2 separate regions of the Homo sapiens genome follow, and region 1 is linked to region 2. A link is an interaction called in ENCODE POLR2A ChIA-PET data of the cell type or tissue named here. Cell type or tissue: PC-3. All regions are shown on one strand.

Region 1 (4,000 bases), 97 kb after region 2:
ACCTCCTGCACCCCCAGCTTCTACTTGGCCTCTTTCCTGTAGCCATCCACACCCTGGGGAAACAAATGTGAGTCGACTGTGGGCCAAAGGGGACCTGCTGTTACCAAAAGGAAAGGAACCCTGACTGGGGCTTAGGAGATCCATGTTCTGGTTTATGGGCTGAGCCCTGCCTGGTGACCTAAACCTGCCTGAACCCCAGCTTGTTCGTAACAGCAATTAACCAAAGCCATTCGACCCAACAAGACCATGGAAAGGATCCAAGCAAATGATATCGCTGTGCCTCAAATGAAGTCACATCCTATGACTGTTAGGTATGCTGAATGTGGTTATTCAATGGATCTGCTCAATATAGTCTAACGTACTTTTTTTTTTTTTTAACAACGACAACAACAAAAAAAACAAGCCACTCATGCCAGATGCTGAAGACTTTAATGCTATGAGAAGAACAATGAGCTGTAAGTGTAGAAATTACAAGGGATAGAAAGAAAAGCAATCATCAATACAAATTTTACAGCATCTTGAATCTGAAAACATCCTAAGAGCAATCTCTTCCTTGATGAAGGCTGTGTGTGTGTGTGTGTGTGTGTGTATACATACATATATTTACATGAACTATATGTATATGTGTGTGTATTTACATGAACTACCCTTCTCAGAGCTCCTAGAGTGGTTTTTCTGGGTCTGTTACAACCTTTATCACATTCTCTCTTGTGTTGTAGTGATATAGAGCAAAAATGTAAACAAGACCTGGTGCCTTCCCTCAAGTGAGGAAGCAGTTTGATATAGACACCTCAGGGTAAGATTAAGTTACTGTGGAAGCTCATACTGGAGGAATTAATGTAGAATTGGAGACATCAAGGAAGGCTTCCTGGAAGGCATGGTGTCTGAGTCTTAAACTACAGGTTAGACTGAGCCACACATGAAGAGAAGTTAGAGGACCCAGAATTCAGGTCTTTTACTATTCAAATTGAGGCTTTCTAGTAACCAAAAGGTTGGGATACATTCTCAAAGCAGGAAACAGCATAAATTACAGCCTGCAAGACTCAGCTACCCTTGAGCGCTATATTTCATGGGCTTTTCACTACAACTGCTTTCATTTCAGATCCCTTGACTCACGCTCTGCCTCACCTTTGAGGTCTAGAGTGTAGTAGGATAATGTGGGAGCATTTTCTCTTACAGAAACAAGAACTACAGCTCAGGTGGTGGTACACATGCTCAGTTGCTGCCACACCCCTTAAGATGAGTCTTCCTATCTGGACATGAAGAAAGGCACCTGGGGCTCCACATGCCAAAAGGTATGTCTGAGGGTATGTCAGAGGCAGTCGGGCAGGTGCTGACATCTGGGGTGCCTGGCCTGCCTGGAGCTGGCACCTCAGCCCTCCTTTCTCCTTCGCACTTCTGAGTCACCGTGGGAAACTGTATCAGCCAGTGCCCATCCATCATGGGGCATCTGTCCAACATCAAAGTCTCAATGCCCTTCATTGACACAACTTGAGGCATTCCGAGGTTATCAGGGATTTGCTAGCCTGTCAGAGCCAGGGAATGGGCAGGCTGTCTGGGGAGGATGTGCCATCCAGGAGGGATGTCATTTTGATATACCTGGAAAGATGAGACACAACTGCCAGGTCTTCAGGAGGGCACTCCCATCCCCACCCCACCCCATCACAAGGACCCATTTCAAAAAAAAAAAAAAAGCCACGGGGCAGAGGGAGCTAAGAAGTGGAATTCATATTCACAACCTGAAACTCTTGACAGTTGCAGAACCTCACCAATTCTGCCAATACTGTCTCCTCACCAATTCGTTTGACAGTCATAACTTGGCATCTAAACTTCCAGGGTGGGCAAGCGCAACATTTTGGGTCAGGCAACCCTGTGCTGGAGTCCTGCTCAGCAACCAATCTGTGCCAGGTTCCAAATGAGAGAAATAGTACGTACCTCAGGGGACTGTCACAAAGTTAATGCAGATAAGGCATTTAAGGCCACCTAACACACCCTGTGGCACAGACCCTCTGGCACAGAGCAAGCCTGCCACATATGGTAGTTATTATTATGCTCATAAAATTATAAGTTGCTGGAGAATTCTGCTAATAAATTATTGACTACTAAGATTAGGGATTTTTTAAGTTATAGTTCTGCCTTCTGTTCTTTAAAACTACCTTTGATGTAAACAGGAATTCTAACAATTTAGAAGCTCAGGTACATAGTTAAATCAGTAACATATGCATTTTTGCACATTCATGTTTTGGTTTTATTTTCTAAGCCTTCTAAACAAACCCATCAAAAACCTCTCTTTCTAAGCTACTATTATGTCCTCCCTCAAAAATAAAACATTAAAATTTTTATTAAAAAGAGATTCATTTTCCTTTCGGGCCACAGAGTGACCCAGCTAGCATCATTGCAAGAGATCACATTTGCAGTAACTGAAATGACAGATGCTGTCAGTGAAACTGAAGAGGCCTCAGGAGTATTGTTGTGGTTTGGCTAAATGATGATCAGATGAAATATCATTGGTTGAGTCTTACTAAGGATGTCTTCGCATTAGAGCTATTTGCAAAAAAAGTGACATGAAGTCAGCATGGGCTTGCTGTTTTTCTCGTGCATGTTTTTCATTTTGATATTATATCATGAACAGCTGTAAGGATAATGTTACTCGTCCCTTCTGGAAACATTAATCACAAGGGTTTATTTATTATTTGGTTTAAGTATTTAAAAGTTAAAACATTTCCAAGCTGTCACTGTTGAAATATTTCTAATATTGCAAAACAGCAATTATTTCAGAGAGGGTATTGTTAAGATTTCCACTTCAGAAAGAAAATAATAACCAATGTTCTATGGGTTAGGTTAATGAGAATGAAAGGTACATTGGGATTGGTACTTTTTTTCCTTGTGAACTAAAAATTGGGGCATATAAAAATGGAGCTACAAATTTGACTATTGTATGGATAATTGACTTGGGAGTTACTGATAAGATAGAAGCTCTATGGCTTTTGCAACACTAAAAGAATATCTTATAGTCATACATGACTTTGCAAAGTATATTCTGTTTTTAATCCCAACTTCCCAGTTGTCCTATAAATTAAGCATTTATAATACTATAAATTCATGGATAAAGAAATTTTTATGGCTTGCACAAGATCAGCCGGTTACCATTTTGTTTGTTTGTTTGTTTGTTTGTTTTTTGAGACAGTTTTGTTCTTGTTGCCCAGGCTAGAGTGCAATGGCGTGGTCTCGGCTCACTGCAACCTCCGCCTCTCGGGTTTAAGTGATTCTCGTGCGTCAGCCTCCCAAGTAGCTGGGACTGCAGGCATGTGCCACCACACCTGGCTAATTTTTGTATTTTTAGTAGAGATGGGGTTTCGTCATGTTGGCCAGGCTGGTCTTGAACTCCTGACCTCAGATGATCCACCCACCTTGGCCTCCCAAAGTGCTGGGATTACAGGCATGAGCCACTATGCCCGGTCCAGCCAGTTAATTTTTTAAAAAAATAATTGATATGCCAGACATTGTGCTGTGTTAGGCAGAGCTTCCAGTAAGCCAGACTGTGTGAGTTAGGAAGGAGAAGGCAGGCCCAGGCCTCTTGGCTTGGCAAACTGGGAACAGGCTGCATTTCAGCACTCTCACCCCCAATATCCAGGCAGTTCTGTGCAGGGCATAGGTTGTCCAACCGCATAAGAAAAGCCCAGTGCTGCAGCTCGGGAATACAGCAATAGACCAAAAAGGGCACAGTCTTAGACCTTAGCAGTTAATAATCACCCCACTAAAAAAAAAAAAAAAAAAAAAAAAAAAAAAAAAAAAAAAAAAAAAAAATCACAAAGAACAGAGACACACCCATCCTGGGTGTGTCCATGGCCAATGCATTCTCTCCTGTGTCTCTTTTTCTGATTATGTGTGCTTGGGCGGGGTTGGGGGAGATATTGTTTGTGTGTGTTGTTTGTGGCTTATACAACTGAAATTTATTTTCTTACTGTTCTGGAGGCTGGAAGTCCAAGACCACGGTGAT
Region 2 (4,000 bases):
CTCTATGGATTTAATATTATTCTCACAATAATACCCACCTACCAGGATTATGGTGAAAAATCATGATGTAATGATAACCTACAATAACCACTGCATGTGTTTTGTAATCACAAAGCCTCTTTATTTTGGGGTCCCACTACTTCTTTAAATTTGTTCTGTGGGGCTAGTTATTTTCTGCTCTTGGATCATATTTAGGACAAGTCTCACGGGCTTTACAGTCCCTTTCAGGTAATAAAAGCAGTCTCAGCTCAATAATTCATATTCTCAGTCCAGTAAAAAAACTGAATTTCATACTTTGTCCACAGTTTCAGCTTCTGCATGTTCATTCACAGCTTGGGCCTGGAGCCGGGTGGCTGCTGCTGCAGTGGCCCAGGTGGTGACTTTGAGTTCTTGAGCTCTGCTTCTGCCTCCCCAGTCTTGTTAATTGTGGCTTCCAACCCCCCTAGGATCACAGGGTGGGAGACAGCAGGGAAAGGCAGCATGAAAGTTCTTGCTCGGCTGACACCATGGAGGACTAGAAGTGGGGCTCTTTGGTCTCAGCAGTTCTCATGGGGACAATGTGGGGATTCTTCAGAGACATCCCCTCTCTCCTGCCTCACCACTGTGAAAAAGCATCTGAAGTCTCTCCATTAAGGATAACACATGCTACAAGGTTTTTACATGTGTGTAAATAACCTTTATTAAGGCAGCTCACCTTCTACTCTGGGTTCTAAGCAGTTATTCCGTAAAAAATCATAAATAAATAAAGGCTTTTCTAGTAGCTTGAGATATCATGCATTTTCTGTTGCTTAGTCTATTAATGAGACAATTTATATTTGTAGAATTCTGATGTTAAACCAGCCTCAGAGTTTTTGGATAAGCTACATAATCATAGTGTATTTTTCAAAATTCAACATCTGATTTAGTAAGCTAAAATTCTTGCTTTGATTTTCACATTTATGTTCATAAGTGAAATATGCCTATAATTTCCTTTATCTGGTTTCGTAATCAATATTATATTAACTTCATAAAATAAGTGGTGCAGATTTTTCTTTGTGTCTGTTTTCTGGCACAAGTTATTTTTTATTCAGACCTTTAAAATTATTTTGATATATAATTATCACAATTTAGTTAATATAATTGATCTTAACTTAAACAATTTATTTAATGTAGTTTCTGTGTGTCCTCTTCAATTTCTTTTATTAGTGTTCTACTTTCCGGATACAGATATTTCACTTCTTTGGTTAAATTGATTCCTAGGTCTTTTCTGTTTTTCATAGCTATTGTAAATAAAATGCCTTTTTGATTGCTTTTTCAGATTACTTGATGTTGGTGTATACAAATGCTACTAATTTTTAATAGTGATTTTATATTCTACAACTTTTCCAAATTCATTTATCAGTTCTAGCAGTTTTTTAGTATAGTCTTTAGATTTTTCAATATACAAGATTATACAGTTTAAAACAAGGATAATTTGACTTCTTCCTTTCCAACTTGGATGCCCTTTATTTCTTTCTCTTGTCTAATTGCTCTGGGCAGGACTTCCAGCACTATGTTAAATAAGAGTGGTGAAAGTGGTCATTCTTTCCAGGTCTTAGAGGAAAGGCCTTCAATTTCTCCCCATTCAGTATGATGTTAGCTGTGGGTTTGTCACATATGACCTTTATTATTTTCAGCTACGTTTTTTCTATACCCAGTTTGATGAAGGGACACTGAATTTTACTGACTGCTTTTATAGTACTTCCTGAAATGATTCATGGTTTTTGTTCTTGGTTCTGTTAACGTGATGAATCATGTTTATTGATTTGCCTATGTTGAACCATCCTTCTGTCCCTGGGATAAATTCCACTTGACCATAGAGAGTGAACTTTTTACTGTGTTATTGAATTTGATTTGCTAGTATTTTGTTGAAGATTTTTGCATCTATGTTGATCAGTGATATTGACCTGTAGTTTTCTTTTCTTGTTGTGTCCTTGTCTGGTTTGGGTATTTTTCAGGGTAATGCTGGCCACTAATAATGAGTTTGGAAGCATTTCTTCCTCTTCAATTTTTTTTTGAAGAGTTTGAGTAGAATTGGCATTAGTTGTTTTTTAAATATTTAGTAGAAGTCAGCAGTGAAGCCACAAGGTCCCAGGCTTTTGATGGGAGAATTTTTATTATGGCTTCAATCTTGTTATTGGTTACTAGTTTGTTGAGTTTTCTTATGTCTTCATGATTCAATCTTGGTAGGTTATATGTTTTAGTAATTTATCCATTTCTTCTGAGTTTTCTAATTTGTTGGCATCTAGTTGTTCATAATAGGGTCTAATGATTCTTTGTATTGCTGTGGTCTTAGTTGTCTGTCTCCTTTTCTTGTTTCTGATTTGGGTCTTTGCTCTTTTTTCCTTAGTCTAGCCCACGTTTGTCAATGTTGTTTATTATCTTTTAAAAAAACCAACTTCTTGTTTTATTAATCTTCTGTATTATTTGTCTCGATTTTATTTATTTCTGCTCAGTTATCTTTTTCCCTCTAATTTTGAATTGGTTTATTGTTGCTTTTCTTGTTTTTTGAGGTGCATCATTAAATTCTTTATTTGAAGTCTTTCTACTTTTTTTGATATAGGCATTTATTGATACAAGCTTCCCACTGAGTACTGCTTTTGCTGTAACCCATAGATTTTGGTATATTGTATGTCCATTTCTATTTGTTTCGAGACATGTTTAAATTTCCTTCTTAATTTCTTCATTGTGCAGGAGCATGTTGTTTAATTTCCATGTGTTCGTGTGGTTTCTGAGATTCCTCGTTATTGATTTCTAGTTTTATTTCATTGTGGTCAGAAAAGATAATTGGTATGATTTCTGCTTTTTTGAATGTGTTGAGATTTGTTTTGTGGCTTAAAATGTTGCCTGTTCTGAAGAATATTCCATGTACTTATGAAAAGAATGTATATTCTGCAGCATTTGGGGGAAATGTTCTATAAATGTCAGTTTGGCCTACTAATTCTAGTATATAGTTTAACTTCAATGCTTCTCTGTCGATTTTCTGTCTGAATAATCTGTTCTTTACTGGGGGGCGGTCTTAAAGTCCCCTACTATTATCGCATTGCGGCCTCCCTCTCTCTTTAGATCTATTAATATTTTCTTCATATACTTGGGAGCTGTCGTGTTGGATGAATGGAGATATTTATAATTGTTATATCCTCTTGCTGAATTGACCTCTTTATCATTATATAATGACCGTGTCTCTTTTTATAGCCTTTGACTTGTAGTCTATTTTATCTCATATAGGTACAGCTAGTGCTTTTTTTTTGGGAGGGGGGGTTCCACTTACAAGAAATATCCTTGGCGGGGGGGTTCCACTTACAAGAAATATCCTTTTCCATACCTTTACTTTTAGACTATGTGTGTCTTTATAGGTGAAGTGGGTTTCTTGTAGGCAGAACATAGTTGGGTCTCCTTTTATTTTTATCCATTCAGCCACTCTATGCCTTTTACTTGGAGAACTGACTCAATTTCAATTCAGAGTTATTAGAAGTAAGGATTTACTACTGCCATTTTGTTGCTTGTTTTCTGGTTGCTTTCTAAGTCCTCTCCATTTCTTACTTTCTTACTGTCTTCCTTTTGTTAAGTGATTTTTTTCTCATAGTATGTTTCAATTATTTGCTTTTTATTTCTAGTCAATCTATTATAGGTTTCTGCATTGTGGTTACCATGAGGTGTATTACAAGAAACATCTTATGTATATAACAAGTTGTTTTAAAGAAATGACAGCCTTTCTTAGATCACAAAGAATAGACACAAAGAAAAATATTTTTAAAAATACATTTTAATTCTATCTTCCCCACACTTTGATTTTATGATGGCTCAGTTTACATATTTTTATATTACCGATCTCTTAACAGGTTGCTGTAATTATTATTGTCTTTGATAGATTTGTCTTTGGAGATTCATACTAAAGTTATGAATGCATTGCATAGCGCAATTACAGCATTTGAGTATTCTGGGACTGTCTGTGTACTTAGTTTTACAAGTTAATTTTATG

What was found. Peaks named below come from ENCODE experiments on the same cell type or tissue, not always from the same donor. Only the 100,000 strongest peaks of a DNase experiment are listed, where the experiment ranks them.
Region 1: POLR2A ChIA-PET joins it to region 2 with 5 read pairs; 3 of 35 experiments call an interaction of 5 or more read pairs at or near these places.

The regions. Positions count from the first base shown.
Region 1 is chr15:57,779,175-57,783,174 of GRCh38, reverse strand. LOC105370834 (a long non-coding RNA gene) reads right to left here. Exons shown (of 6, transcript XR_001751554.3): 6 at 413-1,599. Among named protein-coding and RNA genes, the nearest start is that of POLR2M, 74 kb to the right of the region's middle. In PC-3, no CTCF peak of the experiment used is centred here; no DNase peak of the experiment used is centred here.
Region 2 is chr15:57,876,496-57,880,495 of GRCh38, reverse strand. No RefSeq gene overlaps it. Among named protein-coding and RNA genes, the nearest start is that of POLR2M, 170 kb to the right of the region's middle. In PC-3, no CTCF peak of the experiment used is centred here; a DNase peak (open chromatin) is centred at 1,755; H3K27ac peaks cover 1,001 bases.